Regions from separate parts of the Mus musculus genome. Here all the other regions are linked to region 3. A link is a loop called in an ENCODE intact Hi-C map of the cell type or tissue named here. Cell type or tissue: heart. All regions are shown on one strand. Each heading gives the region's core, and the rest is flanking DNA. Links, peaks and the distances in the headings are about the cores only. Region 1 overlaps Tlr12 (toll-like receptor 12). Region 2 overlaps Rnf19b (ring finger protein 19B). Region 3 overlaps Phc2 (polyhomeotic 2). Region 4 has its middle 18 kb from the start of Gm33814.

Region 1 (8,321 bases), core at 1,969-6,968, 99 kb after region 3:
TCCGGAAACCAACTGCAGAGCGCCGTGCTGTGCATGAATGAGACGGGAGATGTGTCAGGACTCACGACTCTGGATCTGTCAGGCAACAGGTTGCGCATCCTGCCTCCAGCCGCCTTCTCCTGCTTACCCCACTTGCGAGAGCTGCTGCTTCGGTACAACCAGCTGCTTTCCCTGGAGGGATACCTATTCCAGGAGCTCCAGCAACTAGAGACCTTGAAGCTGGATGGAAACCCCCTGCTTCACCTGGGTAAGAACTGGTTGGCGGCTCTGCCTGCATTGACCACCCTTAGCTTGCTAGATACCCAAATACGGATGAGCCCAGAGCCTGGCTTCTGGGGAGCAAAGAATCTGCATACCTTGAGCCTGAAGCTTCCCGCTCTCCCTGCTCCGGCAGTATTGTTCCTGCCCATGTATCTGACCAGCTTAGAGCTTCATATAGCCTCAGGCACGACGGAGCACTGGACGCTGTCCCCAGCGATCTTTCCTTCCTTGGAGACCTTGACTATAAGCGGCGGGGGACTGAAGCTGAAGCTGGGGTCCCAGAATGCTTCTGGGGTCTTCCCTGCTCTCCAGAAGCTCTCCCTGCTTAAGAACAGCTTGGATGCCTTCTGCTCCCAGGGTACCTCCAACCTTTTCCTCTGGCAGCTCCCCAAACTTCAGTCCTTGAGGGTATGGGGTGCTGGAAACAGCTCCAGACCCTGCCTTATCACTGGGCTGCCCAGCCTACGGGAGCTGAAGCTGGCGTCGCTTCAGTCCATAACCCAGCCCCGTTCGGTGCAGCTGGAGGAGCTGGTGGGTGACCTTCCACAGCTCCAGGCCTTAGTGCTATCCAGCACAGGCCTCAAGTCACTGTCGGCTGCTGCTTTCCAGCGCCTGCACAGTCTCCAGGTCTTAGTGCTAGAATACGAGAAGGACTTGATGCTGCAGGACAGTCTGAGGGAGTACAGCCCTCAGATGCCCCACTATATATACATTCTGGAGTCAAACCTGGCCTGCCACTGTGCCAATGCGTGGATGGAGCCATGGGTTAAGCGGTCCACTAAAACGTACATATACATAAGAGACAATCGCTTATGTCCAGGACAAGACAGGCTCTCTGCTAGGGGTTCCCTTCCCTCCTTTCTCTGGGACCACTGCCCCCAGACGTTGGAGCTGAAACTCTTTTTGGCTAGTTCTGCCTTGGTGTTCATGCTAATTGCCTTGCCTCTCCTCCAAGAAGCCAGGAACTCTTGGATCCCCTACCTGCAGGCCTTGTTCAGGGTTTGGCTCCAGGGTCTGAGGGGTAAGGGAGACAAGGGGAAGAGGTTCCTTTTTGATGTATTCGTGTCCCACTGCAGGCAAGACCAGGGCTGGGTGATAGAGGAACTTCTGCCTGCTCTGGAGGGCTTCCTTCCAGCTGGCCTGGGCCTGCGCCTCTGTCTCCCCGAGCGTGACTTTGAGCCTGGTAAGGATGTAGTTGATAATGTGGTAGATAGCATGTTGAGCAGCCGTACCACACTCTGCGTGTTGAGTGGGCAGGCCCTGTGTAACCCCCGATGCCGCCTGGAGCTCCGCTTGGCCACCTCTCTCCTCCTGGCTGCCCCGTCCCCTCCAGTGTTGCTGCTAGTCTTCTTGGAACCCATTTCTCGGCACCAGCTTCCGGGTTACCACAGACTGGCTCGGCTGCTTCGAAGAGGAGACTACTGTCTGTGGCCCGAGGAAGAGGAGAGAAAGAGTGGGTTCTGGACTTGGCTGAGGAGCAGGCTAGGGTAGCCATAGCCAGCACTGGTGTGGGGTGGTGCATGTGAATTTTGGGGTGGGGTTGGGGGAAGGGAAGCAAGCCTGCCTGTCAAGGAGTTGGTGTGTTTGTAGGTGCAGGGTCGGGGACAGTGGGTCTAAGAGGCTGAAGTCAGCCTTTTGCAGCGCAGGAATCCACGTGCTGTGAACACAGGTTTTGGGGGGCCTGGAGGTTGAATGAGGAAAACTGAGAGATGGAAGGTGTCCGCGGGGTATGTGACATTCCCAAGATCTTCAAATCCTCAGTAAACTTGCTAAATTCATGAAATGCGTGGCATGGTTGAACTTTTTATTTAGTAGAAATGCAAGGGGCAGAAAGCAAAGCGGGAAATGAAGGTGGAAATTCATGGGCACGCTAGGAAGGAGGGAAGGCTTTCCTAAGCTACAGAACTTGGGGCCAGGTCAAGTTCAGCCTGACCTTCGTGCGCCAGTGGGTCTTTTTGCATCAAGTGCCATAGAGGCTGTTTAGTTTCACTTCTGTGCATGTGATAAAACACCCAGGCCAAATCAACTTAAAGGAAGAAAGGGTTTTTATTTGTTTGTTTGTGGTCCCCTCCTCAACAATTTCAGGTTGCACTCTGTCGAAGTGGGACGTCAAGGCAGAAATTCAAGGCAGGCTTGCTTGTTATTTCACACAGCATTATCGTCCAACCAAGGAGCTCACTTCACAGGCAAGAAGTACAGCAAGAACCATGGAGGTGCCACTTGCGAGCCGGCTTATGCTCAGCCTGCTTTCTTATCGGGTTCAAGGCCACTGCCTAGGATTGGTGTGGCTAACACTGGATGTGTTTCTCCAAATGACAATCAAGACAAGTCCTCCCACAGACATACCCCCAGGCCAATCTGTTCTAGGCAATTTCTCAGTTGCGATTTTCCTCTCAGGTGACTTTAGGCTATGACAGAGTTGACAGCTGAGGTCCAAACAACTGGGAGGCAGACAGATCATTTCTCCTTCCGGGAACACATGAAGCTGTGTTCTCATGTAGTGCATCCTCCTGAGCCTCAGAGAAACACCGTCACCCTGGATGCTCCAGCTGTATGGCACCAGCCACGTGTGGCTCCCAGAGCACCTCGCTCTCGAGAACCCTCGCCCCCGGGCCTTTGCACATTCTGCTTCCTTACGAACAACACCTTTCCCTGAGCACCTGCACAACAGCCTGTAAGGTTAAGCTCAGCCATCAGTCGCTTTCTCCAGAGGTCTGTGCTGAGCTCCCAGCCTGGGACAGCATTTTGGAAGAAAGTACTATATTAAGATTTTTCTCTTTTTCTCCTCCTCTCACCCCGAACCCCAGCCTAGCCTAGCTTTGGATCTCTCTAAGTAACCGAGGATGGCTCCGAACTCCCAATCTTCTTGCCTCCGAATTTCCAGTGCCAGGATTATGGGTGTGTGGATTATCTGGCCCAGCTTTATTTTTCTTTTTCTCTTCAAAATCGTACCTATCTCTGAAGCTAGATTGCCTACTTTTTAAACTATGTGGCTTTCGTATGTTAGTTTGTACCTCAGTTTCCTGCTCTGTAAAATGGAATAGCACCACCCCCCACCCCCAGTATTTTGTGAGACTTAAATGGGTTAATGTGATTGAAAGAATAAGAAAACCACCCAGTTTATCACACATGTGTTCAATAGGAGTTTATTATTACGGGACTGAATTCATAATCTATATTCGATGATAATAATCCATACTGTTCTTGACAAGGACCTGAGTTTGCACTAGCAACTCACTTTGGGGCAGGTGCTCATTACCACCTCTAACTCCAGCTCCAGGGAACCTGACGTCCTCTTCTGGTCTCAGAGTATACTGGCACTCATGTGAACATGCCAGACTTAACACATGCACGTAATTAAAAAAATAAGAATCCTAAAAAAATTAAAACGATGTTTTATATTACTACATTTGTATCATTTATAAGCAAATACTCATATGTTGGAAACATGTGCCCTGGAAGTGTGTTTTACGGCTAGGAGTACTTGATCCTGTGAGTTTGGAGACTGGGTCCTGAAGCAAAGACGAAGACTGATGTCTTTATCCTCAGAGCCTAGTCCTGTCAGCGGAAAAGATTCACATTGGCAAATGCAGCATGCCGCCAAAACAGGCAGAACCCGAGGTTTATTCTGGCTGGGATTTGGTCTCTTAGGGATTATTTTATTTTATTTTTTTAAATTTCCACTTCTAAAAGGCTAGGTTTTAATTAGACAAAGGCAAAGAGACATCTTACAATCCCAGGCTGGATTTAGGGTGAGGTGCGCCCTCTTGTGACCTAATAGCATATTTCTCTTTCTGCGCACTAGCTCCGTTTGTTTCAGCTCCTTAGGATAGAATGGCTGATGTGGAGGTCTCACAGGTCCCTGCAAAAGTGTCTTTCCACTTTCAGACGCAAACACTCTATCCAACACACTCAGCCCACTCAGCCCTCCTTACGGTGTCAATGTTTACCCAAGTCCTTAGCTTCTTCTTCATGAAATGTCAGGCAGCAAGCAATGTAACTTCTGGGGTTTTAGGATTTCAAATTCCAGCCTTGGTACTTACTGTGCATATGATTTTGAGCAGGCTAATTTATTTATATCTCTAAGCTTCCATCCTTTTCATAAAATGGGGTAACAGTACCAACCTCACAGAGCTTCGGGAACAATTGAACAAGGTGTACTAATGTAACCTGTTAATACCAGCACACTACATACGCTAAGTAAATCACTGATATATTAAGCAATGAATCAGAAGCCGGGTGGCAGTGGTGCAGAGGCAGAGGCAGAGGCAGGTGGATCTCTTGAGTTTGAGGATAGCCTGGTCTACAGAATGAGTTCGAGGACAGCCAGGATTACACAGAGAAACCCTATCTCAAAAAACAAAATAAAACAAAACAAAACAAGTCAGAATATAATTTCTTTTCTTTCTTTTTTTCTTTTTAGTTTTTTTTTTTTTTTTTTTGAGACAGGGTTTTATGTGTAGCCCTGGCTGTCCTGAAACTCACTCTGTAGACCAGGCTGGCCTTGAACTCAGAAATCCGCCTGCCTCTGCCTCCCAAGTGCTGGGATTAAAGGCATGCGCCATCACTGCCCGGCTAGAATATAATTTCTAGCTAAGGAATTTGAAGTGAGTTACTAAAACTAAGATGTAGAATTCCCCCAAATGCAATACTAGCTGACGTAGTGAGCCCTTTCCCAATGCTAGCTACTGTCAAATTTGCTCAAGTTTCATGGGTCTCAATAGAAATAATAGCCAGTAGTCGTTCAACCTTATGAACGCCAGGAGGGAGACAAGCTCTTCACAAACTTTGCATATTTTTTTCCCAACAACACTCAAAGGAAGATTTCAGTATTATTACACCCATTCTCCAGACGAGGAAACTGAAGCCTTAGCAGTTTAGGGGAGTATCTTAGTTTGGGATTTCCATTGCTATAAAGAGACACCATACACCAAGGCAACTTTTATAAAGGACAACCTTTAATTGGGGCTGGCTTACAGGTTCAGAGGTTCAGTCCATTATCATCATGTCTGGAAGCATGGCAGCATCCAGGCAGGCATGGCGCTGGAGGAGCTGAGAATTCTTTTTTTTTTAAAAGATTTATTTTATTAATATATGTAAGTACACTGTAGCTGTCTTCAGACACTCCAGGAGAGGGCGTCAGATCTTGTTGTGGATGGTTGTGAGCCACCATGTGGTTGCTGGGATTTGAACTCTGGACCTTTGGAGGAGCAGTCAGGTGCTCTTACCCACTGAGCCATCTCACCAGCCCGGAGCTGAGAATTCTACACCTTGTTCTGAAGGCAAACAGAAGACTCTTTCCAGGCAGCTAGGAAGAGCGTCTTAAAGCCCACCCCCACAGTGACACACTTCCTCCAACAAGGCCACACCTCCTCATAGTGCCACTCCCTGGGCCAAGGATATTCAAGTCACCACAGGGAGGTAGCACAATTGATAAGGTACCTGCCACATGTTCAATAAGGGTCTCAGTTCAGGTCCTCAGCATTCATATAAAAGCCAGGAGTGTCAGTGCCATAGGTAACGCCTGTACTGGCAAGTGGGATGGGGAGGCAGAGACAGGCAGATTCCCAGAGCTCATGGGTTAGCTAACCTAGCTGGATCCTTCAGTTCAGTAAGAGACCCTCACTCTAGTAATCAGGGTGGAGAATGCTCCAAAAAGGGCATTCATTTTGACCTCAGGCCTCCACAGGCACATGCACCTGCATGCACAGTGCATCTATCCACACAAACATGTTTACAAAAGAGGCGTTTGGAGTTTGCTGGAGGCTTTGCAGCTAGGGAGTATCAAGGCATAGATCCCACATTGAAAGCAAGTGGCTGGACTCCATGTTTTACCTACATATTATCTTTAATCTCCCAGGAACCTACCCTGAGATGGAGGTTTTGTTCTGTCACCTAAATTTTACAGCTGAAAAAAAAAAAAGACAATCGTGATGGAGTTGTTTGTTTGTTCAAGGACATACAGATGGGATGTATGAATTGGGGTTTGAATCTATGGCTGACTGACTACAAGACCCACATTTCCAGCTTCCTATTAGATGGCTCATACCTCAAGAGTATTTACAGTGTTTATCATAGGGTTTCTATTGCTATGACAAAACGCAGTGACCAAAGCAACTTGGGGAAGAAAGGGTTTATTCGGCTTACACTTCCACGTTGTAATCTGTCACTGGAGGGAGCCAGGATAGGAACTCCCACAAAGCAGGAACCTGGAGGCAGGAGCTGATGCAGGGGCCATGGAGGAAACGCTGCTTACTGGCTTGCTCAGTCTGCTTTCTTACAGAACCCTAGACCACCGGCCCAGGGGTAGCCCCACCCACAATTGCCTGAGCCCTCCACTATCAATCATTACGAGAAAGTCCCGCAAGTTCTCCCATAGTCCCTCTTATGAAGGCATCTTCTTCACGGAATCTCTCTTTTCTCTGATGACTCAAGCTCGTGTCAAGTTCGCATGAAACTAGCCAGGACCGTGGAACAAAGCAACTAAGTATTACACTAAGATTATTCAGCTACAGGGATTAACGTGTTTCTGACACCCAGGGATTCAAACTCCGTAAGACTAATTTACATAAAAATGGCTAGTATCTGCTATCTATAGTTGGATCCTGGATCCGAATTAACAGTTCTAGGTTTATTGCCTCACTGATGCCTCACATAAACCTGTCACATGAATGCTATTATTCTTACTTCACAAGTGAAGAGGTGAGATATAGAACTCTGCCAAACCACTCAACTAAGTTGTGAATTTGTGAATTTGAAATTGTAGTTACAACAGACAAACTCTCTCTTGCCCAATAGATGGTCACTGTATTCACCCTCTTTCCTTTTTTTATTATTTTTCCCTACTCTCTCCAGCTCAACCCAGGGGGCCCCACGCTTCTTCAGTAGACCCCGACCCCACGCCCTTCTAATCTAGACTCCACCCAGTAGGCGGCACCGTCACCGCAGAACCAATGGAAGAGAATAGTATCGAGCTACACCCCCCCAGGCATTGGCCCTGCAAGATTTGTTCCGGTACCAGAGCGCCTGAGAAGATGAGGCACTCATTGGCTGACGTCATCTGAGAGGCGGCCGATAGAGGAGTGGCCACCGGTGCTCGCGCGTTGCCTTTTGGGAGTTGTGGTCTCAGAGATCGGGTTCCAGGGCTGGCGGCGCTGGGACTATGCGTCCCAGCATCCCCTGCAAGAGCCCGGGAGCACTTCCGGCCTGTTGAGAAGTGGGTGTCTCTGTGGGTGAGTCTGGGTGGCGGATGGGGTGCAGTTGAGAATCAGGCGCTGGGCTGGAGGCTTTGGAGGTGGTGGTACCCGCGGGGGAGGGGAGCTGGGAAGGTGAGAGGGGAAAGCAAGCATCGTGGCGTGTGTGTGTGTGTGTGTGTGTGTGTGTGTGTGTGTGTGTGTGTCGGGGCGGGAGTGCGGGCGGGCAGAGGCTGCAGCGTGTGGAGATGGGCAGGGTCACCGAGGGGTCGGGATGAAGAGTGAGTTGGAGAGGCGGGCAGTGAGACGGGTCTTACCGAGGTCTGTGGGTAAGGTGGTAGAGATGCGTTTTGGCTGTGAGGGGAAGTTACCTTAGGGTCTAGAAAAGCACAATCAAGGGAAGAGAGAACTCAAGGGCCCTGGCAAAGAAGTGAAGAGGCCCTGAGCGGAAAGTCTGACCTTAAAATAGTGCTTCATTCTCGACACCTGCGTTCATGTCATCTGTGACGGGACTGGCTATTGTGTTCAATCCCAAACCTGTACTTCTTTCCTCATAACTGATAGAAGTGAAAGGCATCTTTATCTACTGACCCGCCCACCCTCGACTGACCCGCCCACCCCTGCTGACCCGCCCACTGACCTACTTGTTTTACCAGCTGATTCCACCTGCGCCTGCATTCTTCTTCATCCACGCCGTTTGCTGTACACTGTTCGAGGCTTGCCATTTCTTTAGTATCTCTTAAAATGACCTCTGTCTTCCGGGAGCCTCTGCAGAAGTGTCCACATTTTCATTTCTCCAACTCGGAGAAACATTGCAGCTAGTGTGATCTGTTGAAACCCTCAACTGTATACCTTCCGTTTGTTCTC
Region 2 (8,321 bases), core at 1,617-6,616, 370 kb before region 3:
CACAGACTAGCAATGTGAGCTAGACCCGGGCCCCAGTTCCCTTTCTTAACTGACCCCTTGACAAAGTGCCAAAGCCATGTGGCTTTATCACAGGAGTTGGTTGCTTTGGGTCTGGGCGCCGTCAGCCTTAGATCTGTACTTTAAGCTTCTGTGGCTAGAAAGGGAGAATCCGATCCTTGCTTTTAGCAACCCGGGGTCTTGCAGTCTTTGGCTTCTCCTGGTTCCGTCATTTCCATCTCTCTTCGATGTCTACTCTGTGCACATATCTGCTCCCCATTTGTGTGTGTGTGTGTGTGTGTGTGTGTGTGTGTGTGTGTGTGTGTGTGTGTGAGAGAGAGAGAGAGAGAGAGAGAGAGAGAGAGAGATCTGGGAATCAAGCCCACCAGGCCTCATACATTCTGTGAGCCACATCTCCAGCCCCCAATCCTTTTTTTTTTTTCTTTTTTTAAGACATCAGACCTCATCCGTACTGGGTTAGGAGGAGGCTATCCTGCTTCAGGTTGACATCTTAACTATATTTGGGAGAACACTGCTTCCAAATACAGCCACATTTTGAGGTAGTGGGGATTAGGAGACAGTTCAATTCATGATAGGCCTAGAACCTCTCTTCTAATGAGTGGACCGCAGATTCCTTTTAAATTGATGTAGTTGTGCCAGCTTGAGGCCGATTTCCAAGCAATCCCTAAAGACCTAGCATTTCTACCGCCCTAAACACAGGAGCAGGGAACACCGGGGCTTAAGATCTTTGTAGGAAATTGGATCTCTAACGTGGTTCTGATGGTGTTCCCGTGCTTTTTCATCCAAGACCCAGCACCCCACAGCTCTCTGTTTTGGTGGCTCCAGACAGGCTTCTAATTGCTAGATCTTGGGGGACAGACAGACAGACAGACAGACACACACACAAACTACAATTTTCAGCGTTTTTTTGCCTGGAGAATAACCCCTGGCCCTGTCACTTCAGGATTGCATCATGCCTACCAAATGTCAAGGATTTTGACTTAGTGGTTACATTCCTTAAAGTCTTTAGGTCCAGCCTTGGGAGGTAGATCGGTTGGCAAGTGTTACTTTCCTGAGAACCTGAGTTTGTCCACCAAATAAAACCCAGTAGGTGTCCCCTTTCCTTCTGACCTTCCCAATGCCATGGTGAAAGGACTGATGACTGGAAAAATCTGGACAACAGAAATGCAAGCTAAGGGGTCGGGATGGATGGCTTGCTTGGTAGGGCACTAGCCTGGCATGACGGAGACCTGGGTTCCATGCCCAGCGCGGCAGAATCCAAGCTGGGTAGCACACACTGTAACCTCAGCAGCACACGGAGGATCATGGCTTTCAGGGCTGGGTTGAGGATCATGGCTCAACCCAGTCCCTCCTCCTCTACATTCTTTCTTTTGTCTTCTCACCTGCTAAAAATCTTTTTGCTTGCTAAAATAAACTTTGTTTTTAAAATAAGTTTGAGGTCATCTTTGGCTACATAGTGAGTTTGAGGTGAGCCTGGTCTATATAACCTGTCTCAAAAACAAAACAAAACAAAGTCACACACATAGTCTATAATCTACATTTCTATCTTTGTGCTTTTGATTCTTCCAACTAGACTAAGGAATTTTAGGCATATCAATTTCTTTGAGTATAGGCCACCTTAAAGACTAAGTTTTATCCAACCACTCAGCTGAGAACCATTCTTAGCTGCCAAAGTCAGGAACCAGACTTGACTCCAGAGTGTCTTTGTCCATACGGACCAACTCAACCAACAAGAATAGAATTTTCATTCTCTCTTCTTGGTGAGACAGCTCTAGAGTCAAATCCACACATTGCCAGGTTTCTGTGGAGAACTGCTGAGTGTCTCAGCCCTGCTCAGTCTGATGGCTGCACCTTCTTCCAGAGGCAGAGACCCTGACTCCAGCTCTGATGAGGTTAACGAGAGGGTGTGGCCGGGGAACAGGGATGGGCATTCTCTTCCGAGGTGGCGACCCCCAGGTTCTCCACAGGAGGGAATTAGGAGTGCTCCTTCTATGCTGGGAGGAGCTTTGTAGGGAGAGACAGTGGGGTTGATGGATTTACCCAGAGCAGAGGGAGTATTCCCACCTCTCATTTCAGGGTCCTATTGCTTCAACAAAGCAATGCCCTACCACACAGGAAACCCGGCCTGGCCCTATTTTACTTCAAATATGTCAGGCTTGTGGCTACAAGGGAAGATGTTTAGGGATCTATGGGATGTGTCTGGAACCCTTCATTTTTCTCTCTGTCATCCAACCCTGTTCCCTATGTGCTGGCCTTTCCCTGCAGATGCTCGGTCTTTCTTCTAAAAGACTGCATGTCGGGTGACTGGAGTTTACCATATCCCAAAGCTATGACATCCTCATTTCCTTCAAACCCAACTTAGTCAAGACTGAGCTAAGGTTTGTACTGTTACTGTTTCTGAAACAACAACAACAGAAGTTACAGAGGGGGGAAAAAAACCCAAACAAACCCCAAACATTAACAATTTTAAGTAGAAAGGGTTCAATGCAGACAAAGGAAGTGTTCACAAAGAGTTGGAAAGCCCTGAGGGGCTGGAGACTGTGTTTCTAGGTCCCCACAGTTATCCCCACATGCATGGGAACGGCTACATCACCATAGAGATGAGGAGCCACCTAGCTCTAAGAACATGCACCAAGCTGCTGCCTCCGGCTGGAGATGCCCTTGCATACCCCAAAAGCTACTGCTGACCCTGGACCGCTGAGGAGCAATCTGAGGTGTGGCGATTTTGCAGGAGCGTCAGCCAAAGAAGCTAAAGAAAGTCTCCCCGTTGGTCCCTTCTGTCTACACTGCATTCATGCATCTCACTGGCAAGACGAGTTACACACAGAGCCTTGGCTTCAAGGAAGACACGATGCTCGAAGCTTGATGGCCTCTGCAGTATAAGACGGTGTGTTAGGGACACGTTACTCATCCACCAAGCCCAAAGCCTCTTGTCATGTCAAGGGACCAGATGTGCCCTGTGGAAGCTGGCTGCACACACCCACTACACTGGCCCGAGTGCTACTCCTCCTGACCTCTCCTCCCAAGCTGTTCTGAGGCATTGCACAACCTTGCCTTTTAAGCAGCTCTGCTCCCTGACTCGACCCACAGCGTGCCCATCACAGACACGATAGTGTGCTGTATCTTCAGACATGGTTTCTCTGCTCCCTTCTTAGTTTGGGCTTGGGGCTATCTGTCTAAGGCTTGGTCCCTAGCTGGGTTGGTGGTGTTGGAAGGTGGTCAAAACTAAGAAAGAAGGCCCCGCTGGAGGAAATTAGGCCATGAGATACACACCCTTGAGTGGGATATTGTGAGCACATCCCTCTGGGGTTCCCGGCTGCCATGAGCTGAGAAGAGCTTCTCCCACCAGGTAATCCCACTCCACCCCCACCATGATGCTCTGTCTCACTGCAGCCCCAATGGCAATGGAGCCACAGGACCATGGCCCCTTCCTCTTTCCCAGGTGAAATCTCAGGTATTTTGTCACAGTGCTGGAAAGCAAAAACACTGCCACTCAGAAACAGCCCCGTCTGTCACTCGCTCCCAAGAACATACCTCTCCTCATGTAGGTAGCATCCATCTCGTCTCCTCTCACTGGAATGTAAGCCCCATGGAGACAGAAACCGTGTGCTCTCCCTATTGTTACCTTCCATACCTACAGTGTCCTGGGCCTCTCAGTGAAAGGATGCGAATGAGGTAGAGCATTACCCATTTCTTCCTCCAGATGGCACCAACGAGCCTTCTCAGCTGGTTTCACACTAGGGAACGTCAAATAAGCCTGAGACTGAATTCCAGTATCAAGACACCCAGTGTTCTTGACTTTGCTCCTTATTAGAAACATGGCCTTTACCAAAGCATTTTCAGTATAGCATCTTAACCCGTGGCCCCAGAATCAGACTAAGAGGAAACAGACATGGGGGAGTGAGTAGTCCGCCCAGTTCTATAGCATTACCTCATACATTTACCAGATAAAGACTACAGGTTTGGCTGGGTGTGGTGGTGCATGCCTTTAATCCCAGCACTCAGGAGGCAGAGGCAGGTGGATTTCTGAGTTCAAGGCCAGCCTGGTCTACAGAGTGAGTTCCAGGACAGCACAAATCAACAACAACAACAACAAAGACTACAGGTTTGACTCTAGACCACGCATTTTGACGTACTGCCTTTGACTTTATCCAAGTTAAGTGCTTTTTTGATGAGGCTTTAGAAGAATTGCAAATCTCGAGTGGGTTGTTTGCATTTCAGGGGTCTCCAAACTGTCTGCCTTTTCTCCCCAACAGGTTCCTTTAGTCGCACCGGGACATCTCTAGGACACTTTCTTACTGAGACGCCAAGTCCATTAACAGCATTTCCTGTTCCAATATGCAAGGAAATGCAAGGTGGCCTGTGGAGCCTGAGAAGTAAGATCTTCCACAGTGGCTGCTGTCTGGACGCCCCATCCTTTACTGCATAAGGCAGCAGGTAAACCTGTGAATACAAACAGAAAGGCAGCTGGTCCTCAGACAAAGATGCATTCGGCTCTTCCCCTGGGCCCAGTGCTAAGGCGATCGATCAACAAGCTGCCTGATTCTGGTTTAAGGATTGGGCAAAATGGGGGCATAGGAAAGTAACTGACAGTCAGATCTGGAATTCTGACATTGAATCTCTTGCTCTGCAGTTCTTTGTATGAGCTTTCATTCCTAAAGACATTATTTATTATCATTACTATTATTACTTTATGGTACCAGGGACTGAACCCAGGGCCTTGTCCACGTTAGCCAAGCATGCCTCTGCTGAACCACCCCCCGCTCCCCCCAGCCCAAGGACCTTATTCTTGACAGTGCCCAGATTTCTGGTACTAACAGCTCACTCCTGCTAACCGTGTAAGCTCAAGGGAGACTTGGGCGGCACGCCTGCCCGCTGCTTTCCCTGGAGGCCGCATTTCTCAGCCTCTCTCTAACTAGGCTGGCAGGGAGCGTGTACCTGAGAGCACAGCCAACATCTATGCTAGCTATTGCCTGGGATCTTGCAGAAACAGCTCTTGCTCCCATAGGCTTGGCTCCTAGGCTGGGATGCGGCTCAGGGGTAGAGCAGCTACACAGTATGCACAGGGATCTGGGTTTCAGCCCCAGTTGCTTCCTAACTGTAACCCTGCGGGGTCACCAAGCCCTCTCCACAGACTCTGCCCCTAAACACTGACTATAGAGTGTGGTGAGTATGAATCTGGCTCTGACAGGAAAACTGCAGAACTGCCTCTCGAGGGCAAAAAAGGTGCAACTCGGTCTCCTCGCTATTGCAGACTCAGCCTGACTCCAGTCTACAGCAAGCCTGCCTTGGCTTCCTGTATGGGAGGAGAAGCTGCTCTACAAGCGACTCCACTGCAGTTGGAGGGAGTAAAACCCTTCTTCCCTGGGGTTAGAAAACCGCAGGCCTCTCACAGACAGATAGACTACTCTTCCAATAAACACTTGGCTCTGCAGGACTACCCAAGCCAAGGACAGTGACATGAGGTCAGTTATGACAGAATTCTTTATTAAAATGTGTCATCAATAATGTTAGCATACATACAATATACACACATACATATGTACATTCTTTGACACACCTCACAGATTGCCAACATCAGTTTAGCCAATAAATTAAAACTAAAAATGAGAGGATAGGGGGAGGGATACTAGAGGCAAATTTCATTTTTTATCTGGTAAGAAATTGTAAATTTCTCAGAACTTCCCTGGGGGAACCCTGACCAGAGAATCTTTGAAACAAAATACATAAATCCCCACCCTCCCCCGAAAAAGATTCCAAAAGATGCAGTTACAACAAGTGTGCTTCTCAGAACAGGGGCCTTCATTCCACTTCATACTCTTCTGACTTCAAGACAGTCTGGCCCTCAGCTGGAGCAGCGAGGTTCTTGTGGGCACTTGGGCTCGGTGCACCGTGGACTTGGGGGGTGGAGGGGCAGGCTGCAGCATGGGAGCGGGGCGAGCCACACTCATCTGAGGTGATGTCTGGCACGTCATCTGACTGCGTGTCAGAGCTCTCCAGGTCACTGCGGATGCTCTCAGGCTGGGCCAGGCTGATGTCCCAAGCCTTGCTGGCCAGGCAGTCTTTCTGTTCACAGCTTTGGTGTTTGTAAGGGGGATCGTCTTCACTGCCACCGCTGCCACCACCAGCACCATTACCCTCTTCTTCCTTCTCTGCCACCTGAGCATGGACATGGAGCGAGTCCTCTGTGCTGCTGCCACTCACCAACTGATAGTGACTTGGTTTGGCTTCAATGTCCACTTGGATTTCCATATTGTTGCACTCTCTGTGGGAACAAAATTCACTGTGCTGAGAGTCACGCATAGGTTATGTTATATTATACCTGCTCCTAAAATAGTTTCTGGGTTTTGGCTTAAGTAGTTAGAAGAGGTGGGTCCACGTAGACCAGAGCTCACTTCTCACTTTCCCTTTACACACACACACACACACACACACACACACACACACACACACACACACACACGCTTGCTCTCCTTAAAACATCTAAAAAGAGCTTCCAGAGGGACTGGAGAGATGGCTGAGCAGTTAAGAGCACTGGCTGCTCTTTCAGAGGTCTTGAGTTCAATTTCCAGCAACCACATGGTGGCTCACAACCATCTGTAATGGTATCTGATGCCCTCTTCTGGCATGTAGGTATACATATATGCATACTCATTTACAACAATCTAACACACAAATAAATAGCTTCCAGAATTCAACTAAGTACCTCATCCTACCTTACTTTTAATAGAAATGTAAGAGCAAGCTGGCAGCTTGTTACGACTGCATCACAGTCAGAAGCCATTCATTCCTCCTGCAGTGGAACGGAGAGGAGATCTAGACCCAGGCCCTAGCTAACATCAGTCTAGCTCTTTAAACTCCATTTGAATAATTCCACTGTTGCAACAGCTAGACAAAAGAAGGAAAAGGTGGGAAAGAGATGGTGAGGGAAGAAAGGAGGGAGGGAGGAAAGTCAAAGGCTAACAAGATTTAAGAGATGAACACTCCAGCACAATGGATTCAGAAGCACGCCACATCTCCACTAGATGGCACCCAGGGCCCTGAGATGAGGAAGGGAGCGCTGAGGACCTATTACCCAATGAATACAGCTGTCCCGGGCTCTGCCTGCTCATACCTGTCCTGTGGGTTGTAGGAACTGATTATGGAACCGGCCATAGCACGAGTGCTTGCGCTGTCGCTAATTGCACCAAGACTGGCTGTGTCTTTGGGGAAAATTTCCTTTTGGACATCAGCTTGAACTTCTAACCTGTGTAAAGAGGGGATGTGCAAGTTAACAGGAGAAGCAGGGTTCTGACGGTTTGTTTCCTGGAACACACCTCTTCCATTATTCTCTTGAGAACTGTGATAATCTGTTGGATCACCTCCAACTGCCAAACAGTTCAAATACATGCCAGCATAGTTCCTCTCTTACATATCAAGTGAAACTGCCCCCTCCTTTCTGTCCCTTTAACATAAGTCCTTGACTAAAAAAATCAACACCGGGCTTGTGTCCAGCAGCCCCTAAATTCAAGTCAAGCAACTTTCCAGAGCAGTGTCAACGCAGGCCAAGACCCAACCATCCTAAAATCTCTTAACTCTTGGCCCCCTTCCTGCCTACAGACATCTGTGGCCTTCCCGACCTGCTAGCGGCTTGGGTTCCTTTTCTTACCCCAATTCCAGCATCACAACCCCTGAGTTTTCATTCTGTACCTCCATGGCTTTGTGGATGCTATGCCCTGTCTCAAAAGTTTCTCTTTCTCTGCCTGAACAACTTATGCCAGGTCTTTAACAACAAAGGACTACCATTTCCTCTTACTCTCTCTCTTCCAGCACCCGGCAGGCACCTCCAGCTGAGTGCCCAACCCTCTTCTGCACCAACTTCCACACCTCTCTCCACTGCTCTGTGAGGCCCCGGAAGGAAGAGTTCACAACTCATTCCTGCTTTGCCCTTTCTACCTTGGACACAGAGGAAGAACTCAAACACGTAGTAATCAGGTAACCTCCAGGCTGCAGGAATGAAGGGCATATAGGAGCCAACCTCCTCCCTCATCAACAGCACTTTCCTAATAGGGTTTCAAGGCTGGGAACCCCTAACTGCTTCCTTTCTGGCTCAGCACCATTTTGTTCTGCACTTCAGTATTTCTTCATAATGGGTTTCGCAGTCCAGCCCATTTGACTCATTCACTTCCCATAAAGGAACGGCTTTCACTGGATGCAGCAGCTGCCGGCTGCACTGCAGTCTCAGCAAGTCACGCTCCAACTATGTCTGTGGCTCATTCAAGGGGAGCTGGTTTTAAGAGAGCACAGCAGTGAATACTCCAGCA
Region 3 (5,000 bases), core at 1-5,000:
ATGTTTGTCTTACTGGTCTTTGGCTTCTATGATTTCCATTTTTGATGTTTGTTTTTGTTTGCTTGTTTGTGTTTTTAAGAGGGAGAGAGAAGGTGGGTGGTTGGTGATGGGGAGAACCTGGTAGGAATGGAGGGGGGGGGGAGGTCAATATACTGTATGATTTTTTTCAGTAAAAAAATTAAATGTTATTGAATTAGAGGAGGAGGAGGAAGAAGAAGAGGAGGAGGAGGAGGAAGAAGAGGAGGAGGAGGAGGAGGAGAAGAGGAGGAGGAGGAAGAGGAGGAGGAGGAGGAAGAAAGAGGAGGAGCCTTGTTGCTCTAGCTCCAGGCTAATGTTCTAATCACATGTGCCCCTCCCCCCCCCCCCCCTAAGTCTGGCTGTCCAGCCTCAGTTTCTTTTTCCACCAAAGAACACAGCTGGAGCAGTCTCTGGAAATAGCAATGCCAGGCAGGGGGACAACTGGGAACCTTAGGCCTCTGCAGGGGGAGCCCTTCTCAGCTCAGGTAGGACCTATGCAAGTCAGTTAACCTGTCCTTTGTCCTGGGTGACTTCTGAAGTCTCCGAACGGTGAAGAAATGACTCGTATTCATGCGCTTGGCCTGTGCTTCCTTCAGTCTGCCTAGGGTGCCTACCCCTACTTGTGTGCCGGGCTACTGCTGCTCATTCTTCAAGATTCGGGTGCCAGCTGGCTGTGTTGGCATATACCTGTACCCCAGTATTCATGAGGCTGAGACAGGAAGATGGGGAGTTCCAGGCTGGCCTGGGCTACATAAAAAAACTCAGGTGCATCCTCTGAGAGACAGCACCCCAGAGTCAGCTGCCTGGTACTGAGTTGACTATCTGTGCCTGCCACACCTACAATGGATTAAAAGCCTGAATGGATTTGCTTTTAACTGTATATTCTCTTAGGTAAGAAAGCATAAGTTGACTTTTTTTTTTTAACCTTTTTTGGTGACAGTGGGCATCAAAGCCAGGGCTTCACATATTCTAGGTAAGTATTGTTGTATCACCAAGTTACACCCCAGCCTGATCACCTTGGTTTTAATGTAGTCATAGATTCTCAAGAAAACTTCAGAGACCGTGTGGCGTCTACTGGATTCTCAGTGGCGTGCGTGGGTGAGGATGAGGGTTGGTGGCTGGCCACAGGGACTGTTTTTAATCTAAGCAATATGGTCCCTGCTATATTTACTTCTGTTGTTGAATTGCTCACACTTTTTCCTTCGACTAGAAAGTTTGTTTCCAGGCTTCCAGAGCTCTTGGCAGATTTTCTCATTCACAGCCAGTGCTGGGAGGTTCAGTGGGCAGGGCCGGGGGCTAGTCAGAGGCCACTGATTCACCCCCATTTGCAGAATGAATGGGCCCAGCAAACAATCAGCTTTTTTTTTTTTTTCCAATCTTCTAAATTTACTCTCAAGTGTGGAGATCCCAGGCTCCTGTCCACGAGGTTAGGGGGTCCTTCCACTCTCCTGCGGGGCTCGGAGCTTGGACACAGAACAGGCCACAGTGTCACCCTCCTTTACCTCCCCAGCCTCTGGGAACTCAGAGGAGTCAGAAAGCTTGCCCATATAAGTTAGCCAAGGCCTCCTGAAGGATTAGAGTCAGCTTCCTGCCTCTCCTCTGCCTGTGGCTCTCCCAAGCTCTGGCTGGCCACATCCCTTTCACTAACTTTGGGGATCCCAAAATAGTCCATCTACCAGTCCCCACCCATTCAGGGCTAAGGCTGTGACCGGTTCCCGGAGCCGGGGCTGTGTCGGTGCAAAGGCTTAACCCTAGGGATGTGGTTTCTAAAGTCAGACTAAGCATGAACCGGAGCCTGGGGCTGGCAAACACCCCAGGACTGGGAGGGGACAGGGAGTCTGGTGTCCTAACGCACATATGGGAAGGAACGTTTGGAAGCTTTGGAGGGCTCTCTTGATCCATAACCCAGACTTCATCGTGCTGGGACCTTACCTGGTGCAATGAGCGGGTGAGTAGCCACAGCAGGAACTGCCCGGCCAGGCCCTGGCCGGCCCTCCATGTTGCAGTTACCATCTCCTGCCTTGAGTGTCTCTGGCGCATTGTCAGTCCCACTAGGCTTGGCACCCGCAGGGGAACCCTGAGCCATGGTCCTGCCCTGTGGTGGGGCAGGCAGAGGCTGGCTACTGCTGGGTGTGGGTTTCAGGGCCAAGCTGGGCAGGACAGGCTGGGTGGGGGGAGGGCCCGAGGCTGCTGCTGCTGGTGTCTGCTGGGTGCGAAGCGTCAGGTTCTGTACCTGAAAAAGAGGGGCCCCGTGAGAGTCCAGAGAATGCAGGCCGGGGCAACAGCAACACACACCTGAGAGGGAGTTAGGGCAGATCCAGGACTACAGACATGAAAATGGTTTCTAGACGGAGCGAGTGAGAGAAAGAGAGATAGAGAAGAGACACCAGAAAGAGAGACGCACGGGGTGGGTAGTTAGGGGCTGAAAGAGAAGCCCGGAGTGGGTGGAGTTTGTAAAGAACACAGGAAGTATGGTTAGTGATCAGAACTGAATTCTGGGGCTGCCCGGCTGGGGCAGACAGGGGCAGGGAAGCCAGCGCCTTTCGTTCCCCACCCCTGACACTATCGGGATTCGTTGCATCCTACTGCGGCAAAGCACGGTATGGAAAAAAACAGAACAAGACTGACAGGCAAAGCAGAGGCTCAGCTTGTCCTCACAGTCAGGTTAACGCCAGGTCGTTTCCAAGACAGCCGCATGCTTACTCAGCCTGGTCCCTGCTGCCCTCTGCTGGACAATGGGGGGCAGTGCCGGACTCATAACCTAGCTTCTCCATCCTCGAGCTTGGGTCCCCCTTCTGGAGATGGCGTAGGAAGACAGACTGAGTAAGAGGTCCGTTCTCAGGTTCCCACAGACGTCTCACACAGAATAGCTCCTCTGTGCTGTAGCAGAAGGCCGGAGGCCAGCACCCATACCGTTCCTTCTCTCCGTATGCCCCTGCCTCTGATCCCCTCCCCTCAGTGCTGGCTCACGGTGCTCTCTGCTGCCTACCTATATTCAGAGGAGCCAAGAGGTGCTGAGGCCAGCTGGATGGTAACGAGCGAGTCCATTTTCTTATTGCTTCATAGACGAGTCCTACCACTGCCAGCACCCCTGCCCCTCTATGAGCTGCCCACCCCCCTGCCCACCCACGAGCCCGGGGTCCTCACCTGGGCAGGGGTAGGGGGCCGAGCAGGGGAACCAGTGCAGAGCTCAGGCTGAACAGTAGCGACGGTGGCCGTGGGCGTGAAGATGAGCTGAGGGGACAAAGGAACAGAGGGCCTAGGCTCCTAGCTACCTGCACCAAGTTACCTAGCTGGGTCTGGAATCACAGGGAACGAGGCACCTTTTACCTGCCCAGTGTAGGCTGAGCCACAGGGGAGAGCAGTTTAGCCAGGGGATGGCTAAGCAAGCGGGACCCTTGTTCTGAGGGACTCTGTTGCCTCAGAATCTGGCACTGTCTCCTCAGTCCTGTGAGGAGGAACCTTGGGCAGCTGTCATAGGCTGATCTTCCAGGTCTAAGATAGCTCTGTTCCCCAGGGCTAGATCGGAATAAGATTATCTTTCAAAAAGGATTAAATCGGTTTGCACAGTGGTCACTTTCTAGTCAAGCTCTGATTCAGCGGGGGTGGGGAGGGGAGTCTGGAAGCAGCAACAGCAGAGGAAGGAGATGGCCTGGAGCTACGGTGACTGCGTCTCATCTGGAGGGGTGCAGGTAAAGAGGCAGCACTGGCTGGCACCTTGACCTCTGTGTGGCTCTGTCTCTGCATGCATGTGGATAAGCTGGTGTCGGGGCAGGGGGCCTCCTTCATCTCAGTGCTGGGGCCTCCTGGATCACTCCCTCTGTGTACATTCTGCTCTCAGAGGGCAGCAGATGGGCATCAGGACCCCAGTGGGGACATAGAGTAAAGTGGAGTGTGGCTGCCAGTTGGCTGGGGACATGGAAGTCCAGTCATATGCTGTCTGAGGCATTGCCTGGGAAGGGGAAGAGTACCCGCAGCGACAAGCTCGGAGTCAGGAAGAAAAACTAGGGAACAAGATCAGAGCAGCCCCCGGTGTGATGCTCTGGCCTTAACAGCAAGGCAGGGAGGGACTACGCTGTCTTCAGGATGGTGTCATCATGGGTAAAAGAGAAAACCAGCTTCTCTTCAGCCTGGGCGGCACGGGCGGCACGGGCGGGGACTTGTCGGTTGGAGCCCACCACGGTTACGTGGTTGCTTCCTAGTCTGCTGTTCCCAGACCTAAGGACCCCTTAGGGGCAGACAGTGCCAGGTCAGGTATGTTCTACATGAAATAGAACGGGGCAAGCTGAGAGGACTGTCCTGGGAGCCAGCTCGTCTCTGTGGAGCAGCTAGAATCTGTCTGCTCACCTGTGAGTTCTAGGCACCACCTGGGCATGCATCCTGCCCCGTCTCCCTAACTTAGTTCTGAGATGGGCAGGGAAGGGAGGCACTGTAGGGTGACTTTCCCTGGCTCCATCTTGGACCTGACCCTCCCTGATCCCTACGGCTGCCCACTCAGCCCTCAGGCTTCTTCCACCCCCTTCTTCCTGCTCCTGGTTCCTTGCGATCTCTGCTCCTTTCTCTAATCTCCTATCTTTCCTGATTGTGTCCCTGAAGTCCAGGAACACACCCAGGACGCACATACTCACCATCTGCGCCCTGAGGTACATCTGTGCTTGGCTGGCAGTCAGGGCAGGGGAGGACGTGTTGCCCAAGAGCACGGCCTGCTGGGCAAGGCCCGAGGCTGCGGCTGAATTGACACTCTGTGCCCGGTTGATAAGCTGGGCTGCTGCCGGGGAGGCTGCCAGATTGAGCTGATGAGAGAGATGTGCACATCAGAAAACAGGAGGCTGGGCTAGCAGTGTCCCAGGAGGCCAGGCAAGCAGTCCCCTGTATTTTGCCTCCCTCTCTCCTGTTCTATGGCCTACGTGGCGGCCTTTAGGACCATCTCATGCACTTGGCTCTGGGTGGTTCCTCTAACTTTGCCCCAGAGCTGGCTTGGA
Region 4 (8,321 bases), core at 1,512-6,511, 150 kb before region 3:
AGTGGAGCTAGCACTCCATGCAAAGACGCCTGCGAGCCAGCCCTTAGGGATGTGAGAACCAGCCCCTCGAAAGCTGCAGCACTTAGGAGAGTGGGCCCTTTACTTTGACTGGGCAGCACAATGGTGCTGGCTCTGGAGGTGTGGGTGCGGGTGAACCATCCAGAAGGCTTGAGAGCCGGGGAGCTGACCCTACCTCCTGCCGGTGGTGACATTGGTGGCTAGATAACTAGTCCTGGTCCAGCTCAGCTACCACCCAGGTCCAGATCTAAGGTTCTGAATTGGGCAACTCCAAAATCTTTATCATCTGCTAAAGGTTGGGCCTCATGAAAGGGCCAGTTCGGTTGATCCAAAACTGCAGGATCTCCGTGACACAGGGCAACAACAGGATGACCAGGAGGACTCCCGGTGAGGATCCCATATTGATGGTGTCACCGGAGCCAGAGATCTCAAACCAGACCAATGACTCACCACAGTGGACATTTGCAAGAGAAGATGTGTGGACAGAGGGATGTACTGTGGGACACACTGTGACACACTACAGCGTCCACAATGAGATGATCGCTATACTTTGTTTATGTTTATGTCTCTTTCTTTTAGGGGAGAAGGTTACAAGTTTCGCAGGCAGATATGAGGGGACCGGGAGATGAGAGGGACTAGGTTGCAAGATATGAAATTAACAAAGAATCGATAAAAAGATTTTTTTAAGGTCGCTAGCCTTACAAAGGGAAGAATTCTCTTCCTGCCAGGATGAAATCACAGGAAGTAGATTTATGTCTCCACCTGGAACAACTAAGCCGGAATAAAATACGTAGATGATGAATCCCGGACACTCGGGAGCAAAGGGCAGTGAGACACGCCAGATGAGAGCCACCCCGTGCACCTGCTGAAGACCTAGAGCAAGACTCCAGCCAGATGACAGCCCACGCTGGGCCTTGGATGCCTTCCTGAGATGAGGAGACAGAGCTGGGGCTCCAAGGAGGCTGGGGAAGCAGTCGGTAGGACCGAGAAACACAGAGAGCAGGCTCTGTAGTACTGACTACTGAGGTCACCCACCGAGGAGAGTGCCCGCCGTGCCTACCAGCCAGAGCAGAAAGTCTCAGAATTCTTGGGCCTCAGCAACAGGGAAATTACCTTGTGTTTAAATGCTGATCCTGGCAAACATGATAAGAGCAAGTCAGAAAGAACCAAATTATTCCTAAATCACTCAACCAGGTTTAGAATAAAGCCAACGTTTATAGCATAAAAAAAAAATCCAGTACCCAAGAAGGCAAATGAAATTGACAACACCTAGCATCATATAAAAATCACTAGATAATAAAAAGGAGGAAAATTCTAGTTATCTTCATATTTTACTTATTTAATTATTTTTGTCTCTGTGTCTATGGTGCTGGGGAACGGCACCCTAGTGCTTTGTACATGAGAATACTTCCCTACAGGAAATGTTAAAGGAAGTTGTTCAAACAGGAGAATATGGGATGCTAGATCCACATAAAGAAATAATAAGCCAACGGAAGTAATAACTGTGTGGGCAAAATAGAACGGCTCCAGTTACTTAAATCACTTTAAAATACAATGAACTATTCAAAGTTGCATAATAATGCTTGATGACTGCAGTGTTCTAAGTCGAGAAAAGATATGTGTCAGCAGCTCAGAAGCCATTGGGGCACAGTGGGGCACAGGGGGGCACACTGTCATGCACTTTTACACTCTTTAAATTTATTTTTAGCTCTCTCTTTCTTTCTGTCTCTGTCTCTCTCTGTGTCTCTCATTGCGCGCGCGCGCGCACACACGTGTGTGTGTGTGTGTGTGTGTGTGTGTGTGTGTGTGTATACTGTCCATAGAGGCCATTAGAGGGCATCAGATCATCAGAGCCCTTGAAACTGGAGTTACAATTATGAGCCACCATGTAGGTGCTGAGAATTGAACCTGGGTCCTCTGGAAGAGCAGCCACCCCCTAGTTCTTACACTCCTGATAAGCGGTATGATATCGCTGTGGTGCTAATGTATATAGTGTATACATAAAGCAACTCCTAGAATCACACTGACCTAACTAGGAAGCCAACACATAACATCTAATATAATTATAGAAAGCCCAGAGAAGTCAGAAAAAGAGAAAGGGGAACAGAGGACAAGAGGAGGGACCAGAGAGAAGGCTGGCTGGCTAAGAGAGATTGCTGTGGAATCGTGAGAACTGGAGTTGGAAGTCTGACGTCTACATAGCAAGCCAGACATCCTGCACAGGCCTGTGACCCAGGGAGACGGAGACGGAGACAGAAAGGTCACTGGGTCCTCTGGGCTTCCAGCCTAGCCAGGAACGTGCAAGCCTCAGGTTCAGGGAGAGAGCCCGACTCAGGGATGGAGAGAGACTGAAGAGAACAGTTAGTGCTCTCTTCTGGCCTTGTGAGTGTGCACAGGCACATTCAGACCTGCATATAAATATGTGCACACACTTAGACACACACACATACAAATAAATAGATCTTTATAAAAATAACAGGTAGAAACAAAATAGTAAAATTATATTAAATGCAAAAGGCCTAAAGACTTCAATCTAAAAGCAGAGACATTCAGATTGAATAATTTTTTAAAAAGAGGGACTGACTTTTGAAAATTTTTAAGATTTAAAAAGTATATGCTATTTAAAAGAAACTCAGTTTTAGTATTAAGAAACATAAATTAAATGTGAAATGATGAAAAAATATAACAGGAGCTAGGTAGATTACATCTCCTTCATATTGTGATCCCCAGCACCTTAGACTGTGATTTTTTTTTGATTTTGAGAGAGTGTCTCTGTGTGTAGCCAAGGTTGAATTCATGATCCTCCTGTCTCAGCCTGCCAAGTGCTGGGATTGGATGTATGCACCGTCACAACGGGTTTACAGCTTTATGTCGAGTGGCTTCTACTTTCTTGTGTAAGATTCTCAACACTGCCACAATGAACATCTTTAAATGTCTTTCCTCTTTCATTAAAAAACCTTTTAAAATATTTTTATTTAGTGTGTGTGTGTGTGTGTGTGTGTGTATGAAGCAAGCACAAATGCGGACGTCAAAAGACTGCTTGCTGGAGTCATTTCTCTCCTTTAACTACATGGGCCTTGAGAATCAAACTCAGGTCATCAGATTCCATGGCTCCTTTACCTGTGGGGACATTCTGCTGTCCCTCCATTGGCATTTTAAAATTTCATTGAGAATTTCATAATATGCATACAATGTATTTGGTTCATATCAACCCCCGCCACTCCAACTCCTCCCATACCCTCCTTGTGTCAGTTCTCCTTCCCAACTCCATGTCCCCTTTCCATGGTCCACTGAGTCTTTTGGCATTTTTTGGGAAATATTTCTATTTTAATTACCCATGTATGCATGTCTGTGTGTGGGTATGTGCATGTGAGTGCAGTGCCAGCAGAGGCCAGCAGAGGGCGCTGGATCCCCTGAAGCTGGCGTTATTCACAATTGGGAGCAACCTCAAGAAGATGCTGGGAATCAAACTCAGGGTCTCTGCAAGAGAATTAGTGTTCCCAACTGCTGTGCTATCTCTCCAGCCCTAGTCAATCCACCATTTACTTACTTACTCGTTTATTGTTATATGTGTGCATGATGTGTGGAGATGTATGCCAGAGATTGTCCTGCCTCTGCCTCTCAAGTGCTGAGTTGGACTCAGACCTGAACACACACACACACACACACACACACACACACACAGAGTGGGGAGGGGGAGAGACAGAGACAGAGAGAGAAAACGAGAGCGGGGGTGGGTGGGGGTGGGTGAGGGACTGGAAGAATGTAAGCATGAGCCAATGAACTATGTCTATTACCTGCTTTCATTTTTCTTTTGGATTTATCTGTGTAGTCCTGGCTGGCCTGGAATTCACAGACATTCTCCTGCCTCTGCCCCTCAAGTGCTGGGATTAAAAGCATGTGCAGAGATGTTCCATCCTACTGCTTTTTAAGAGCTCTTTGTTTATTAAGGATTTAACTTTAGAGTATCAGGTATCTTAGGGTCCCTTGAGGCAAACCATATGTCTGGAAGTCAGATTCCCAAGAGACTGAAGCAACTCTGTCTCTGGCCAGTGGAGGGCAGCAGTGGGCAAGATTCACTTTCAGATCAGAGGGACCTGCATCTGTGTGTGTGTGTGTGTGTGTGTGTGTGTGTGTGTGTGTGTGTGTGTGTGTGTGTGTGTGTATGAGAGAGAGAGAGAGGGGGGGGGGAGGGAGAGGGAGAGGGAGAGGGAGAGGGAGAGGGAGAGGGAGAGGGAGAGGGAGAGGGAGAGGGAGAGGGAGAGGGAGAGGGAGAGGGAGAGGGAGAGGGAGAGGGAGAGGGAGAGGGAGAGGGAGAGGGAGAGGGAGAGGGAGAGAGAGAGAGAGAGAGAGAGAGCTGGAGCCTAGACGCATCAGCTTCTGCTGTGGAGGTGAGGCAGTGCTCCTTCCCAGCCTGACTAGATTTGAGGCTTCTGTGTCTAAACAGACTCCCTGTGGGCTAAACAGTTAAACAGTGCAGGTTAGTAGGCCTGTGAGGACCCACACTATGGGAGAGGCTTGGGAGCGAGGGACCATCGGGATCTAATGGTCAGATTCTGACGGGCTGCCGGATGTTCTACCTGGGGGCCCAGTGGACAGCAGTTTTGCCAAAAAAAGATGGAAGTCTGAAAGCACCAGGCTCAGTTTGAAACTCTAGGGGTGTCCAGTCCCTCGCAGCCTCATCTCTAGGTCCACAGACCCTAAGGCCACTCCTGCCCTGGAACAAGAGTTATCTAAGACTAATTCAGAGCAAGGGGAGGGGTCGTCTCCTTCCTTTGTCTTCCCTGCTGTTCCCCCAACACTGCTACACTCCAGGTCTGATAGAGGGATGGGGAGCCATTTTCTAGCTAGGGTAACCCTGCCTCTCCCTCAGGCTAGGAGTAAGGCAGGCCCAAGGGGGCCCTCACTTGGCTCATGAAGGGAACACAGAGGAATGGCAACTGTGCTCAAGGGACATTGAGACACTTGCCTCAGAGTTACTAGACTCACCAGTGTGGCAGCAGAGAAGGGCTGGCTGGAATGATATGTGGGCCTTGTGGGGGCAGGGGCCAGCAGCTGAGAAGTAACTCATTCCTCAGGGCTCCCCACAGAGTAGGGGAGGGAGGGTGTGGCTGCAGCTCCCTCCCCTCCATCCCAGGCCTGAACGGATCTAGACTCCTGTTCTCTTGCTTATATTGATAATGACAGCAACTACTGCTGTTTACAGACAGCTGCTATGCTGTTCGCCTCCTACTTAGCTCTTCCAGAACATTCTTTCATCAAATCCCACTTAGGTGATTGATAGGTCTACCATCTCTCCTAGGTGACTGCCAGGTGAGGTGACAGAAATGTGCAGGTTTCTGCTGCTTGCTCCAGGTCACAGTAATAAGTCAAAGTCCTCTACTCACTCCAGAAGGCAAGACCTGTCCTCTGGGACCCCCATAACACTGGTTGTTCTGTACCCAATATCGGGCATCTTGGTGTGCATGAAGGTGCCACTGATTGGAAGAGGTCTAGGAAGGTGAGAGAAGAGGCCTTGGGAGTCTGGCTATCTGGACCACCATCGACACTCATAAAAAACCATTGCAAGGGGCTGGAGAGATGGCTCAGCGGGTTAAGAGCACTAACTCCCAGAGGACCTGAGTTCAATTCCCAGCAACCACATGGTGGCTCACAACCATCAGTAATGGGATCTGATGCCCTCTTCTGGTGTGTCTGAAGACAGCTACAGTGAACTCATATACATAAAATAAATAAATCTTTAAAAAAATATTAAAAAAAAAACATTGCAAGCTTCCTTCAGAGACCCGGGATACCTGGTATCCATGAGCCACAATAAAGATGAAGAATGTCTGAGGGTTTGGGGTGCCTTTGTTCACCCCTCAAGCCATGGTCTTCCCAAGGCTGCACATACCTGCAAGTTTTTTTAACTTATGGACTTCATGATATCTTAGTTATGGTTTCTATTGCTGTGATAAACACCATGACCAAAAGCAATTTGGGGAGAAAAGTGTTTAGTTCCGTTTATAGCTTGTAATCCATTATCCAGGAAAGCAGGGGCAGGAATTCAAGGCAGGAACCGAAACAGAAGAGTGGCACTTAGTGGCTTGCTCCAGGTAGCTTGCTTAGTCTGCTTTCTTTTACACCCCAGAACTGTCTATCCAGAGATGGCACCTGCCACAGTGAGCTTGGCCTTCTCACACTGATCAGCGATCAGGAAAAACTCCCACAGACTTGCCTACAGACCCGTAGGTGTGTTCTGAATGAAGACTCCTTCCCAGAAGACCTCAGCTTATGTCAACATGACATAAAAAGAAGCCAGCACACACAGGGCGGGGAAGAATGAAGCCGATGGGTGCGTGGTGGGGATTGAGGAGGGGAGCCCCACAAAATAGCTGGGGCAGGGTCAGCACAAGATGGGCAGAGGCCCTCTGGGGGTTCTTTAAGCCTATGAGGAAAGAGTGGCATGTATGTACATGGAGTGGGATCGGTTGCCAGCAGCTGGCCTGTAGGGTGGAGGGGAAGGTTGAGTGCCTCACCCCTATCTAGCTCCAGAAGGTAGTGGGCAGAGGGTGTGGCTTTCAGAATCTTATCAATTCTAAAGGAATGTGTGGGGCTACAGCAAACCCCAGCTACAGGCAGAGGAGTGGGGTACGAGCTGAGACCTGTCCTGACTACGGGTGGGGAGCCTGGAAGGGCCCTCATCAGGCAGGCTTGGGCCAAGGCCAGCTTTGAGGTGGAATTGGCAGAGAGCCTTAGGCATTCCTGCCCTTTGCATGAGCTGGCCTTTCCTCCCTGCTGCCAGGGTCCACCCCGGCTTCCTCCTCCTTGTTGGCTCTTGCAGATCAACTCATTGGGTTGGTTCTGACTCTGTCATGTCTCCCTTTATCAAAACACAGCATCAGGGTATTTATTGGTTGAAGTGATGTGTGTGTGTGTGTGTGTGTGTGTGTGTGTGTGTGTGTGTGCTTGCATGTTTTAGACAGGGTTGCATATTCAGACCTGTTTGTCCTGGAACTCACTCTGTAGACCAGACTAGCCTTGAACCGCCTTGACCCTGCCTCCCTCCTGAGTACTGTGGTAAAGGCATGTGTCGCCATGCCTGGCCTAAGATCATTTTTAATTGTCGAAATCCACCCAGTGTATATATTTAACCCCTGGTTCACAGTGAGGCTCAGAGAGGATAAAGAACACACCTACATCAGGTGTCTGGCAAACCTCAGAGTCCCAGATCAGATCTACAAACTCACCATCCAGCTCCAAGGCTGACCCACGTTCCGCTTCTCCACACTGGGGCTTCAGTGAGACTGATGTCTGAAGCTTATGGTGTGTCCAGTCTGTTCCTGGAGCCATAAGTTAATATCTCACGGTCTCAGCTTATCTTGCCCTTGGTTGGGGTACGAGTTACCTTTCTTGCCCCTGTAACAAAATGCCCGACAAAGCAACACAAGAAAGGGGGAGTTACTCTGGCTCGAGGTTTGAGGGTTCAGCTCATCATGGCTAGGAAAATCAAGCAGCAGATTTATGAGGTAGGTGGTGTGGTGGTTTGCATAGGTAGGGCCCCCATAGACTCCTGTGTTTGAGTGCTTGGCACGTAGGGAGTGGCGCTATTAGGACGTGTGGCCTTGTTGGAGGAAGTGTGTCAGTGTGGGAGATGGGCTTTGAGGTCTCAAGCTACACCCAGTGTGGCTCACAGTCTCCTTCTGCTGCCTGTGGATCAAGATGTAGAACTCTCAGCTCCTCCTCCAGCACCATGTCTGCCTGCCTGCTGCCATGCTTCCTGCCCTGATGATGATGGACTGAACCTCTGAAACTGTAAGCCAGTCTCAATGGAATGCTTTTCTTTATAAGAGCTGCCATGGTCATGGTGTCTCTTCACAGCAATAAAACTCAAACTAAGACAGATAGTCACACTGTGTGCACAGTAAGGGAGAGTGGTGGTGCACACCTTTGATCCTCACTCAGGAGGCAGAGGCAGATCTCTGAGTTCAAGGCCAGCCAGGTCTATAGGGAGAAACTCTGCCTCAAAAAACCATGATGGTGATGATGGTGATGGTGGTGGTGGTGATGATGATGATAATAACAACAACAGTAAGTTGCCTTGGTAACTGTGTTTGATTACAGCAATAGGAAAATCACTAATATCCTTGGTGACAAGAGCCCCGAGTCTATGTGTCTACCACAGTTACAGCCCCTGCTTCAACTTACTCACGAGCTTCTGATTCTCAACAGTGTCAGCCAATAAGCTCTCATTTTTGCTTAGGTCATTTTGGTTAGGTGCTTTTGGTTGCTACTTGCAACCAAAGGACACAGAATTAATGCCA

The links. Hi-C counts contacts between places; a loop is a spot of excess contacts. Peaks named below come from ENCODE experiments on the same cell type or tissue, not always from the same donor. Only the 100,000 strongest peaks of a DNase experiment are listed, where the experiment ranks them.
Region 1: a loop joins it to region 3, with 8 times the contacts of the local background. A loop is called at or near these places in 27 of 42 quality-filtered maps.
Region 2: a loop joins it to region 3, with 3 times the contacts of the local background. A loop is called at or near these places in 8 of 42 quality-filtered maps.
Region 4: a loop joins it to region 3, with 6 times the contacts of the local background. A loop is called at or near these places in 30 of 42 quality-filtered maps.

What each region holds. Positions count from the first base shown.
Region 1 is chr4:128,609,166-128,617,486 of GRCm38, reverse strand. Tlr12 (toll-like receptor 12) reads left to right here. Exons shown (of 1, transcript NM_205823.2): 1 at 1-2,041. The coding sequence ends at 1,752. It overlaps Zscan20 (zinc finger and SCAN domains 20), which reads left to right and starts at 7,389. Exons shown (of 8, transcript NM_177758.4): 1 at 7,389-7,493. In heart, for the core only: a CTCF peak has its summit at 4,028 (motif pointing left); a DNase peak (open chromatin) is centred at 6,557; H3K4me3 peaks cover 499 bases; H3K27ac peaks cover 658 bases; H3K27me3 peaks cover 887 bases.
Region 2 is chr4:129,081,690-129,090,010 of GRCm38, reverse strand. It overlaps Rnf19b (ring finger protein 19B), which reads right to left. Exons shown (of 9, transcript NM_029219.2): 8 at 7,133-7,264; 9 at 5,485-6,283. The coding sequence ends at 5,821. Among named protein-coding and RNA genes, the nearest start is that of Tmem54, 20 kb to the left of the region's middle. In heart, for the core only: a CTCF peak has its summit at 3,711 (motif pointing right); no DNase peak of the experiment used is centred there; H3K27me3 peaks cover 742 bases.
Region 3 is chr4:128,709,310-128,714,309 of GRCm38, reverse strand. It overlaps Phc2 (polyhomeotic 2), which reads right to left. Exons shown (of 15, transcript NM_001195130.1): 5 at 4,647-4,811; 6 at 3,166-3,252; 7 at 1,951-2,251. Among named protein-coding and RNA genes, the nearest start is that of Gm33712, 16 kb to the left of the region's middle. In heart, for the core only: a CTCF peak has its summit at 2,764 (motif pointing left); a DNase peak (open chromatin) is centred at 2,749; H3K4me3 peaks cover 1,348 bases; H3K27ac peaks cover 1,799 bases; H3K27me3 peaks cover 2,058 bases.
Region 4 is chr4:128,854,170-128,862,490 of GRCm38, reverse strand. No RefSeq gene overlaps it. Among named protein-coding and RNA genes, the nearest start is that of Gm33814, 18 kb to the left of the region's middle. In heart, for the core only: CTCF peaks have their summits at 3,399 (motif pointing right) and 4,042 (motif pointing right); a DNase peak (open chromatin) is centred at 4,044; H3K27ac peaks cover 926 bases.